Linked DNA regions of Homo sapiens: region 2 is linked to region 1. Evidence: chromatin contacts called from ENCODE Hi-C or POLR2A ChIA-PET data. All regions are on one chromosome and are shown on one strand. Each heading gives the region's core, a stretch centred on a gene start or an enhancer-like site at or near the end of the contact. The rest is flanking DNA. Distances are from core to core; before and after follow the strand shown.

Region 1 (6,563 bases), core at 1,642-4,141:
AGGAGGCAGGAAAAGTGAGGAAGGCATACACAGGAGCAGGACTGCTGGGGCTGGAAACTTCTATTTCATGATCTGCCCTGTATCATGAATCCATTCACTTTGTGATCAATATGCATGACCATGACATGCTTAGTTTTCTTTATATTTATTTTGTGATAAAAACATTTATAGAAGCATGGGTTTCCATGAAAAGCAAAACTGGAAATAACCAAATGTGCATTAACAGTATATGAATATAAAAATATTATGAAGTCAGTTGAATACTACACAGACTTAAAAATATATGAAGTAAATATATGTATAAACATATGGATGATTTCTACAAATATGATATTGACAGAAATAAGCTTTTAGTAAAGTGTTGAAACATTTACGTCTTACCATTTCTTCCTCATTATCTATAGAAAGCAGATCAGAGTTCTTCGAAGCACAGGCCAGCAAACTCTTTCTTCCCAAGTTCTTCTTTCCTTACCAATGTAATAACAACTGTTGGAATATGTAATCCACTCCTCAGGACAATGGCCACAATGACGTGCTAAATAAAAATATGAATTACTATGCAAAACAATATGTTTACAAATGAAAATTATTTTATATATTTGCAAAGCTATAAACATACAGGTACACAATATCTGCATCCTCATAAGTTGTTAAATATATATTTTAAAATAACGAGTCACTCATACGCACATGCACAATAAAAGGTCCACCTCTCATCCCTTAATTGTGTTCCCATACAAAACAAGCCCGCCAACAAAAATCCACCCTACACATCTTAAACATCACTGAACAAAACTGCTTTTTAAGTATAGTAAAATTATTTATCTCTTATCATCTTATAGTAGTAGGAAATTTCAGTTAATTAAATGCAACAAGAGGGTATAATGATTTTAACTGAGCATTTCTACTTATTATTGGAGAAAAGGACATGCCCTCATATAATCTTTATTTTATAAACATTTATGGCTCATTGTTATAGTTTATTTTCCCAAAACATTTTATTATCATTTTGCATCCCTTTAGAGACAAAATATAAACTGTACTAACATCAGAACATTGACAATCATAATGTACCTTTCTGCATTCTTCTATTCAGGGAAAAATTGTTCTGCTCCAGTACTCCAATACCTAGAAAAATTAAAGTGATTCTTACAAAATTAATATCTAGACAAATTATAATAAATTCAGTTGCTTACTTTGAAATACAAAATTTAAAATTATTTTAAATTGGAACAATCTGAAATAAAAATGACTTTTCTATAAAAATAATGAGATCTTTAAAACAAATATTTTTAAAGCCATTAGCATAAAACTTCACCATCTCTTATAGTATTTGATCTAACCACTTTCAAAAATTAATTTGTTTTTCTAAATATTTTTTCTCTTAAAACATGTCTTTGAGTCATGAAATCAGAATACATCTCTCTGTGTGTGTATCATATATACATATATATTTAGTACACACAAAAAAATAAATGTTTTCTACAATTATTCTGTTATTTATAAATTTGAAAAGTTCAGAAGCAGCATATTATCTTGGGGTTCAGAGATATACATTAAACAGAGAATTCTAATCCTCATTATTATGAAATGTTTCAAGGCGCTTCCAATCATTATAGTGAAAAGTTCCCTTATAATCTTTCAAGAATATGCTTACAAGGAATAAGAACTATTGTTTTTAACACAGTGGCCATCAGGACAATGCAAATGATTCCTAGGACCTCAGCAGTGAGCTTCTCTGGAGGTGGCAGTAAACCTGCAGGGAGAGAAAGAGGCACTGAGAGAGGGGAGATAGAGAGTTGATGAGAAGGTTTACGTACAAGAGAACTCACGTGCACAGGAAAACATAATGATAAACTCTGTCCTCTAAATCTACATCTACTCTAGTAATCTTTCTCTCAGAATATACCATTTCATTATCAGTAAATATAATGCTCCATGAGTTGTTAATCACAAATTACAATTGAACAATGCCTGAATAAAATCAGGCTTCAGATTTCATATTAGAATATTAGATCCTGACTTTGACCTCTGATTCTCACAAGTGCAAAATATTCCCTAATCTTTCCCCACCTTTCTGCATTCAACTGCACATCCTAGAACAATAATATTGAAGATCTATTTAATGTTTTACCTTTGCAGTGATATGTCTTGTCATTCCCTTGATGATCCGAAGAAGCATTTTGAAGGTTTAATTCTACTTGGAATATTTCCTGTTTGGTTCCTGAAATGGAGATTTTATTGCCCTTAAGTTTCCTTTGCTGCCTCTTTGGGTCCTGGGCCAGACTCACTTCTGAGTAGGTTCCTCTTTGTTTATTCATCTCTGCAGCTGTGTGATGTCAGGGACTGTGCTCTATGATAACTGCACTTAAGAAGCTATAAGTGGTGTATATTTTGACAGGATCCCTGGTATAGGCAAACTGCATGTGTTGGAGGCTGAGTAGTAATGTTCATTTTGCTGTTGACCAATATAAAAGTCTGGTACTAATTTCCTAAAGTTTTAAACTGAAATCTCTTTAAACAATAGGTCACTTTTTAAAAGGCCTTCTATATTTGACATAATATTATTAATGGGAACAATAAAAAACAATACATTTGTGAAAACTAAGAAGTAACTGAATATAAATATCTTTATTAATTTAAAATCAGATTCTACAGAAATATTTTATCACCAATAGAATACCTGTGTAAAAAACTAAAATTGAAATTTGAAAATAAAATGCACTAATTGTATGACAATTTTAAAATTCATTAATGTAAGGATTGAGCGCTAAAGATGGAGGAATAATTTGTTGGCATATAGAACAACTTTTAATACTAAAATACATTAAGTTAGTGACTTACATTCGTTTACTAAAAGGGCATGAGGTCTTGGCAAATGTTTTTTATTCTGAATGATTGAGGAAAACAGAAAAATTGTTAAAATTTTAAAGAAATATTTTATACCTTGTAAAACATTACATTAACTTATGCATAAACTAAATACTACTGAAAAAGATTTAACTCTTTATTTTACAGAATTGATTGGTAATTGATTTAATGACTAAAATAGGAAAACTGAAAATGATAAATATAAGTTTGGACCATCTATGAAAGAACACTTTAAGTTCAAACTTTCAGAAAGACCCTGTGGTTGTTTTAAAAGGCAGCGAGGGTCACTTTGGTTGTGTAAGTAATTGTAATAAATCAGAAAATATAATTTAATAATCTAGTCAATGAGCTCTGTAGCCAGTGAGACCTAAAATTAATTACAGCTTTGAAACTCATAATGCATGACCTTTACAAAGTTACTTGGTGTCTACAACACCAGTTTACTAATCTAGATTGGGGAAAATAATTTATGAAGTATAATGTATATAAAACCCTTAACATACAACCTGGCACACATTAGTCCTCAATACATATTAGATATTTTAATTATTTTTAACACAATTGCCATTTTATTATTTCTAATTCATACTGAGTGTGTAAAATAACTAATGAGGTAGGAGTCTCATGTCAGTGTAGTACATCTTTTTTGCAATGTTTGTTTGGCTCAATTTTTTTTAGGTCGTCCTATTATTTATAATTAAGTTTAGATTTGCATTTTATGGAAACTACTTCATTATTACATTCTTAAAAAAATAAAATCTGCTTCAATTAAATATAAGTATGTGTATGAGAAATTATGTTTGACATTCACAATTTGATGTATCCATTAAAAATGCATTTTTAAAGTCTGGGCTAAATATAAAGTATTATTACATCTATAATGATTATAAAATTTCAAATTAATTCTTCATTGTCGTGATATTTATCGGTTTCACTCTAAATTATATTGATTAACAAACCTATTATGATGTATGCATGTGCTTGACTAATTCTCCACAGGCAATAATGTAAATACTTTAAGAAATCCTCAAACATATATTATATTTTGGGTTGCTTTTCACCCTGAATTATTCATGTACAGACAGTTCTACTTTGATTTTATTCTGTATTAACTTTACCTTGTTGCATCACATTTAATATTTACAATTTTCTACTAAAGGAGATGAGCTAGTAGAGAAACAGGAGACTAGCAACACATACCTTCTGTCATCAGAAAGTCACACGCCCCTTAGTGGAGAGGTCAGGTTACCTCTTAACGACACAAAAGACATCTGTGATCCGGTGAAACCCCGTCTCTACTAAAAATACAAAAACTTAGCCGGGTGTGGTGGCGGGCGCCTGTAGCTGCTTGGGAGGCTGAGGCAGGAGAACGGTTGAACCCGGGAGGCGTAGCTTGCAGTGAGCTGAGATCGGGAGCCACTGCACTCCAGCCTGGGCGACAGAGCGAGACTCTGTCTCAGAAAAAAACAAAAAACAAAAAACAGATATCTCTGATCTTCACAGACTGCCCTGTGAAAGCTCAGAGTGAGGCAAGAGTGCAAAAAGCAGATTCCTCATCAATGTATCACTTCGGATTTGAACAGGAAGTTTTCACACTAGGGCCATTTTGAATCAGTTTATCTCATCATACACCTCAGAATATAAGAGACTGAGCTGCTAGGGTGTCATTTAGTTTGTCCATTTTCAAGTGACTTTTAGAAATTATTTTTATAGTAAACAAGATTTGGGGAGAACAAAGACTACTACCCATGCAGTTGTTTCCATCTCAATCACAAACACTAAAATCTTATACCTTTTTCAGAGTCTCTTACATGTTTAACTTCTACATTTACACAGGGTGGCTAAAACTTGGGATTACGTACTTCTTTATCATATACCCCTATAATATCACTGCTAATATGACGATAAATTTTTAAAATAATAATCTTACCAATAGGAATTTAATGTATTTGTCACTAATTATTCTGAGAAAATACATTTCCACTTCATTGTAATTGACATCAATTCTCAAAGTTAAATTCCCAACTTACTTTCTTGATAGTTCTTAAAATTCTCTCATTCAGTTTTTTAAAAATAAATTAATCAGATAACTCTCATTGAAATATATGTCTCTGGGAAGAATAAATAATTAAAAAATATTGTACTATATCACCACGCCAGAGATTGAAATATATAAAAACCACTCATTATATTGTTCATTGATTTATTTTCCAATCATAACGGTCTGCATTTTAATATTAATATTTGTTGTAAATGACTAATGCTTAAATCAAACTATATAGAGAGGGAAAAGTAATTTTTAAAACATCATCTAGTTAAAAATAGGGAGGGCAGAAAAAGTAGATTTTTAAAACACAAGCTAAATGGTACATGAGCACTCAGGGGCGGTGGCTTGTGTCAGTAATCCCAGCAACTTGGGAGGCCAAGATGTGTTGATTTCTTGAGCTCAGGAGTTCAAGACCAGCCTGGTCAACATGATGAAACCCCGTCTCTACAAAAAAATACGAAAATTAGCCAGCATGATGGTATTGGCCTGTAGCCAGCTACTCTGGTTGCTGAGGTGGGAGGATCGCTTGAGCCTTGGAGGTGAGGTCGAGGCTGCAGTGAGCCGAGATGAAATTTACTGAAATTGGGGAAATATACTTCATAATGATAAATTAATTTTCCAAACCATTAGTAATATATTTTTTATCATTGCATATACCTAATGATACAAGTTCAACATATAGTTGAATAAAGTGAACAAGTAAACAATCATAAATGGGATTTTTAAAGACTCTTCTCTTGATGCTTAATACAAGACAGGCCAGTGAGCCTATAGAAAGATTTAAACTAGACAAGTAACCATCACTCATATGAATGCATTCACACACATATACTCACACGGATACTCAATTTCAATGTAGTACCGCTAGCCAAGCTTGGCTAGGAGACAGTTGAAATGTAGCTATTCAAATTTAACATTAATTAATAAAAATAAATAACATTTAAAACCAGTACCTCACCACATGAGCCACATTTATAAAGGGATGAAGAACATTTCCAGTTTAATAGAAAATGTTCTAACTATATTTTACCTACAACAGAAGTCAATAAACAAAAATCTGAGAACCTTATATGGTTTTTAATTCAGTAATATATGTCAAAATAACATATGGGCCAAAGAAATTATCAAGATGAATGGTCACAAAGGACTACTAAGGGAAGATTTTGAAAAGGCACAGATATTTTATTCCCAGTTTAAACATGGCAATACCATTATGGTCTTTACAGTTATTAAACAGGCAATAAAACTATATTATCAATGCATTTTAATGTCCATATGAAATAGAAAATTCCTGGGAAATGCTCATTACCAAAATATAGTACCTCAAATAGAAATCTGAGTAAACCCTACATGTATTGAAGAAATTCAGTTTAGCCATAAACTTTTCTACAAAAATAGCCTGCAAACTCAGATGGCATAACTAGTGAATGATAACATTTAAAAATAAAGCGGTACTCTTTATTATTATTATTATATTTTAAGTTCTAGGGTATATGTGCACAACGTGCAGGTTTGTTACATAGGCATAGATGTGCCATGTTGGTGTGCTGCACCCATCAACTCATCATTTACATTAGGTATTTCTCCTAATGCTATCCCTCCCCCAACCCCCCACCCCCCGACAGGCCCCGGTGTGTGATGTTCT
Region 2 (6,563 bases), core at 1,690-4,189, 140 kb after region 1:
CTAAGTGATAATGATATTTTAGTGAAGCAAATAGAAAAAAAATGTACCTCATGGAGCTTATTTGGCAATCAGTGTGTGAATAGGTAATAAGGCTGACTGGAAAACAAACTAGTCAGACGAGGAGAGGATTTCAAATGGAGATCAAGTCACATAACACTATTGCTTTCACTCTTACTTTCCTCTTCTCATAATCTTCCAAAAGTAAACTCTGGAGAAAAACATCAGAGGATTTTTCAAATCAAACAAGGAGTCGAATAATACATTATTTTGACAAGAGTTATGTGAATAGAAACCCCAAAATAAAGATCTTACAAAGCCTAAAACATATCCAAATTTATACCTTCTTTAGATCATTCGGGTCTACTGCGTCTCAGTGAATTAGGAGTGATAAGTGCATATTCCACAGGAGATACCTTCTTGTCATTCTCTTCTGAGAAATAAAGTGAAACAAAGATTGAGCCTCGGCCGGGCGCGGTGGCTCACGCCTGTAATCCCAGCACTTTGGGAGGCCGAGGCGGGTGGATCATGAGGTCAGGAGATCGAGACCATCCTGGCTAACAAGGTGAAACCCCGTCTCTACTAAAAATACAAAAAATTAGCCGGGCGCGGTGGCGGGCGCCTGTAGTCCCAGCTACTCGGGAGGCTGAGGCAGGAGAATGGCGTGAACCCGGGAGGCGGAGCTTGCAGTGAGCCGAGATCGCGCCACTGCAGTCCGCAGTCCGGCCTGGGCGACAGAGCGAGACTCCGTCTCAAAAAAAAAAAAAAAAAAAAAAAAAAAAGATTGAGCCTCATCACAATAGTGCGTAGAGATCAGAGGTCAGGGCTCTGTCACACAGGACGGCCTGGAGTTTGTCGTAAGCCAGTGAAGTAGACGGTGGTGGCTGGCAGGTTCATCACCCAGTTATCCTAGCGCCTCACAATCTTCACAAAGGCACCCATGCTGCCAGTGAAGCGCGTCCTGGCGGCACAGCGGATACCATTTGGAGACAGGTGCAGGGGCTCCAGGACACCACTGCGGCACAGGAGGCCCTGCCCCGTGGCTCGGAGGGAGGAGGGCGATTCGGCTTAGGAGAGGTCCAGAGTCTGGAGTGAGGCTTCAGTCCCAGCAGGGCGCTGAGAGCGCAGGCGGACCTTCACCACGTCCAGGGGTGTCCTGGAGATGGAGGTGACGGCTGCCCGAGGCCACCACTTGTTGGAGGAGGCTAACGCCCTCAGGTCCTGCTCAACCGCCTCCTGGCTTCAATCCTGCCTCTAGGCCTGGCTGGCGCGGCGGCGCGCTCGGGCTCACTGCAGGGTCTGCGCATGCTCGCCTCCTGACAAAGCCCACTCTGAGAGCATTGCTGAATTTGATTTGCTGATATTTTGTTTAAAAAGATTATTTCTATTCAGGGAGGATATTCGTCTGCAGTTTTCTTTCCTCAACATGCCTAATTTTTATATTAGAGTAATTCTGGTCTCATCAAATGAGTTGGGAAATGCTCCTTCCTCATCTAATTTCTGGAAGGGTTTAAGTGGGATAGGTGTTACATTGTCCTTATATGTTTGGTAGAATTTACCACGAAAGTGTGGGTTTTCTTTGTGGAAAGGTTTTTTAACTGCAAATTGAATTAGTTTAATAGATATAGAGCTAGTTAGGTTAACTATTCCCTCTTAAGTGGACTGTGGAATTGTGTCTTTCAAGAAATTTGTACACTTTACATGTTATTGAATTAATGAGCAGAAAAATACTTAATATTCACTTATCCTTTAAATATCTGTAGCATCTGTATTACTTTTCCTACTTTTATTCCTGATATTGGTAATTGGTGTCTTCTTACAGTTTTGGGGAATAATCCATTTTGTTGACATGTTAAAAGAATCAGCTTTTGGTTTATTTTTCTCTATTGCCTTTCTATTTTCTATTTCATGGATTTCTGCCCTTATCTTTATTATTTCCTTTCTTCTGTTGGATTTGGAATTAATTTTCCTTATTTTTTAAATTCCAAAGTTGGAATCTTGGATAACTGATTTTAGACCTCTCTTTTCTAAATAGCATTTTATAACTTCCCTCCAAGCAGTACTCCAATAGTAGCAGAAATTTTGCTATGTTGCACGTTTATTTTCATTCAGTTCAAAATATTTGCTAATTTCGACTACAATTCTTCTTTCACCTATGTGTTATTTATAAGTGCATTTTAAAATTTTACCATATTTGGGAATGTTCCAAATATCTTTCTGCTATTGAATTTTTAGATTTATTTGTGGTCAGAGAACATGCTATGTATAATTCATTTTAAACATATGGGCTCTTTTGGCCCAAAATATGGTGTATCCTGGTGACAGTTCTGTGTGCAGTTGAGTATTTTTTTCTATTGTTGAGTGGGGTATTCTATATATGCCAGTTATTTCAATTTGGTTGATGGTGCTCTTCCAGACTTTTTATGTCCTTACTGATTTTTTTCTAAATATTCCAGTAACCACTGAGAGAGGTGTGTTGACATGTTTGACTATAACTGAGGATTTGCCTATTTCTTCTTTCAGTCTTGGCAGTTTTGATGCAGGAGAACATGGTCAGGAGACAGGGAACCTAAGATTGATTCACGCTGACTTCCTAGAACTGAATCAAAAGGAAAACCCCACCTCTCTATACCCAAGTAACAAAAAGATCAGGGGCTACTCCCTTTGCAACATCCCCCACCCCTTTTCTGCATTGAAGACGAAAAATGAAAGTATCTTTCATTGGTTCCCTCCTGAAACCAATCAGACTGATCACAGGCCAAGTCTTCATGTGTAACCTTGTAACTTTACTTCAGCCTCCTATTGGTCACCTTCTGCAACCAATTAGACTGATCACAGGCCACTACTTCATTTACATAAGGTGTAAACCAAGTAACCAATTGGAAACCTCTAGACGGTATTTAAACTCCAGAAAATTCTATAACCAGCCTCTTGAGCTGCTTGCTTGGCCCACTCTCACTCTGTGGAGTGTACATTTGTTTCCATAAATCTGTGCTTTTTTTTTCATTGTTTTGTTTGTGCATTTCATCCAATTGTTTGTTCAAAATGCCAAGAATCTGGACACCCTCCACCAGTAACAGGTAACAGTTTTGGTTCTATGTATCTTCAGATCTGTTATTAGGTATATATACATTTAGAGTTGTATGTCAGCTTATTGCTTTTGATCTCATCAACATTATGTAATATTCTTTATCTCTGTTGTAGTGATTGACAGAATTTTCTTTCAGTATAACAAAAATGCCACTTTATCATCTGATCTGCAAAGTTTCAGATGTGAAATTATAATTCGTATTGTCTCTAAACTCTTGGATGACCTGTTATGTTATTTTTTTACTCTTTTCTTATTTTTGGTAGTTTAGTTGGGATAATTTCTGTTCATCTATCTTCAAGTTCACTTGATTTTTCTTTCCCTATCCTGTGTTCAGTTTTCTAAGAAGTGCATGGAAGGAATTCTTTATTTCTGATATCATAGTTTTATCCTTGGCATTTCCACTTGACTCTTTTTAAAAATATAGTTTTCATCTCTGAAAAATTTCATCATATATCAATGCATGTTTTTAAAATTTCCACTGTTTCTTTGACATATTAAAAAATTATTTTAAGTTTCTCACCAATAATTTCAACATCTTGAACACACATATCTTGAGTTTTATCAGCTAGTATTTTTTTTTGGCAATGGGTCCTTTTCTCACTTTTTGTGTGTTTGTCGCTTATAATTCTATTGAATGGCAAACACTGTATGTCAGGCCAGCATGGCGATACCTCTTCTGTAAATCTGTAAAGTTGAAGTGTTGAGCTAGTTTATGTTTCATTGTTCCTGTGGTCACCTTTAGTACACCACAGACTTCAAATGCTCCCAGTGATGTACTGCCACTACCTTACACTTCGTGCAGGGTCTGGGGAGCGGGAGGTTTTTCTTAGTGTTCTGTTCTGATTTCAGCACGCCCTGCACACCTGCAGTGTGAAGAGGTTCTCTCTCTAAACTGTTGCCCCTCCTCTCTTGTGGCTTGTTACGTGAAAATAACGACAGTGTTGGGAGAAATAGAAATTCTAGTTTATCTTGGCCTATTCTCAGTCTTGGGCAAGGCCCTATGTACCTTGGCCTCAGGAGTGTGGTTTCCTCAGCATTCCTCATCGTCCTCCTCAGCAACCAAGCTCTTCTTGTATCTATGGGGAGTCTTGGGCAGGAAAGAATTTCTCCTCTGCTGGCATAGCAGATCTCTGCCTTGTGTCACTGTGGGATCCTTGACCCCAGAGGGTTTCCTGCTCCTCTCTGTTTGAACATCTTTTTTCTTCTCCCCTTCCTTCAACAGCAGAATGTTTTTGACTAGGATCAGTAATGGGGGAGTTTTCTGCCCCTCTTCAAGCAGTAGACTGTTGTTGTGTGTTGCTTGGTGCAAGGCTTGTGGTGGGAGGTATGGTGGTTTCCTTCTCTTTTCTCTGCTACAAAGAAATTTTGCTTTTAGCTTTCTTTTTGCATCACGTTACGTTCTGTAAGACCAGGAGAAAGAGAGAGGTTTATCCTACCCCTCCCCCAAGGGCAGAGAACTTTTGCTTATACTGCTTCTCTAAAAGCACTCAAACTTTGCCTGATTCCTGGGAGCAGGAGGGTTTGTTGGCCCTCCCTAAGTATCTTAAAGGTTTTGCTTCAAGTGAGAAAAGGCACTGGGAAATGCTGAGGTTTCATGCCTAGACGTCGCCATGGCTAAGGGGCTTTCTCTGGCTCTGCCCTGCCCCAGGCCTTCTAATGAGCTCCCACTTGAGGCCTGTGGAAAAGACCTGGAGACTCCCCTTGCAGCTAGGACTCTCAGTGACACATGAAAGCCCAACTGAGCTTAAGACTTTGTTCAAAATTTAGTGTTTTTATTTTACTTTTATGGCTGCCATCTTTTCCTCTTATGCTCTGCCAAAAATGAAACCGTCTATGAGTCCCATCTCTCCTTAGCGGTGCATGTCCCGCTTGGAGTTCAATTTAAGTGGTTGCCTTGTGACCTCAGCACTCTGATGTCCTCAGATAAAGTTATACTTTTATACATTATCTGAATTTTTCTTGTTGTCAGGTGAGAGCGATTATCTCTGTGGCTTTTTGTTTTCTAAGCACAAGTCCGTACAAGATGTTTTTTTTTTTAACTCAACTGGTTCAGTTTCTGTTAATACATTATTTTTGAGTTAGCATTATAATATTGCTTTGCTGGAATAAAGTCCTTTGTAAAAATATATTTCTGGATGATTTTCAATGAGGGCACTCTACTAAGTGAATTGTAGGCTATACTTTATATAATTTTATTTCATATGCTTATAAAATAAGAAGAATCCATGACACCTTTTAACTTAAAAATTGAATCAAAATAAAATCAGGCATAGAAAATTAATAGTGATGATCTTAAATTGATTTAAATACAATTGATACTATTAATCTGAAAATGACTAATTTTATATGAATATCCACATAAAGACAATAAAAATAATGATAAAATTAATAAATTTGGACATTGAGGAAAGAGACATGAAAATATCGAAGTCTTCACATTTTCATACCAGAGAAACAATCTTTACTACAAGTAAAACATATTTTTAAAAGAATAAAAGTCTAGTGACTTCAAAATCTTTATAAAAATAGTATTTCTCTTAATCTTAAAAGGGAAAACTTAGGAAATAGTGTCTTATGTTAAAGAAACATTAATTCTAAATATTAATTCATTTAGTTTAATTTTCTGCCTTATTTTCTACTAGATCCTGCTAATGTAAAATTTAATAGTTTTTTTACAATTAAAGCACAATATGTATAGTATAATCCTATTTTACTAAATGCTTTTCTGTCCTAATATTCTACTTATTCATCTGTATATATATCCAACTATAATACATTAATAGATTGTATAATCACAATGACTATTTCTTGGTTACATATAACATTTTGGATTAAAAAAAAACTTTTTCCTGTATAATTACCTGCAATTTTTCGTATAGAATCTATAATGTATTTTAAGAAGCAATTGTTTGTTTAATTAAACAAACTTTTTTAAATTTAAAAATGACTGGAAGGGTATTTAAAAGTATTTTAAGTACTCTTTAAAAGAATTTTTAAGTAATTACAAATGGTGTAATTTGTCTTCTTTGTGCTTTTATGTAACAATTTCTAAAAATATTTCATTTTGGCTTCCAGATATTTAATCTGCATGTTGTCATGCCTTTGAGAATATTGGACAAACACATTTGTAAAATTTCATGTGTCATATGTATTATCAGGTAGACACATAAAGAAGAGCACACAATAACTGGAGAACATTGTAGAGAAACTCCAGAAATGTGTTCAATAAAATATAGCACCTTAAAGCAAAAAAAAAAAAAAGATATTTTAACTCTTGGTGATTCTGAGATAAAAACAAACAAAAACACCTGTATATTTGTATCATAGATCAATTCTACATCATCTTTGATTGGAGATTACAAGTAAAATCTAAAACACATACACGCTAAACACACTCCTTACATATAAATTGTACTAGTGCACATTTAAATATATGTTTAATATGCATATATATGTTTAATATATAATGTATACC

The links. A loop is a pair of places that touch in the nucleus more often than their neighbours do. ChIA-PET counts read pairs that join two places held with the same protein, here RNA polymerase II (POLR2A). Pooled maps may share reads with other maps.
Region 2: a map with no recorded cell type shows a loop between it and region 1 (3-fold over the local background). The contact joins the promoter of LINC02446 here to the promoter of KLRC4-KLRK1 in region 1. A Hi-C loop is called at or near these places in 6 of 37 single-sample maps with no recorded cell type and 4 of 50 pooled maps. POLR2A ChIA-PET finds 5 or more read pairs at or near these places in 6 of 52 experiments (CD8-positive, alpha-beta T cell, activated CD8-positive, alpha-beta T cell, activated CD8-positive, alpha-beta memory T cell and 2 more).

Annotation. Positions count from the first base shown.
Region 1 is chr12:10,407,255-10,413,817 of GRCh38, forward strand. It overlaps KLRC4-KLRK1 (KLRC4-KLRK1 readthrough), which reads right to left and starts at 2,892. Exons shown (of 13, transcript NM_001199805.1): 1 at 2,845-2,892; 2 at 1,658-1,756; 3 at 1,075-1,128; 4 at 382-535. KLRC4 (killer cell lectin like receptor C4) reads right to left here and starts at 2,503. Exons shown (of 4, transcript NM_013431.2): 1 at 2,135-2,503; 2 at 1,658-1,756; 3 at 1,075-1,128; 4 at 130-535. The coding sequence starts at 2,321. The coding sequence ends at 399. It overlaps KLRC3 (killer cell lectin like receptor C3), which reads right to left. Exons shown (of 7, transcript NM_002261.3): 7 at 5,061-5,362. The coding sequence ends at 5,318.
Region 2 is chr12:10,550,440-10,557,002 of GRCh38, forward strand. LINC02446 (long intergenic non-protein coding RNA 2446) reads left to right here and starts at 2,940. Exons shown (of 3, transcript NR_146456.1): 1 at 2,940-3,077. It overlaps LOC105369658 (a long non-coding RNA gene), which reads right to left and starts at 491. Exons shown (of 3, transcript XR_001749004.1): 1 at 341-491; 2 at 48-208. It also overlaps the pseudogene SLC25A39P2.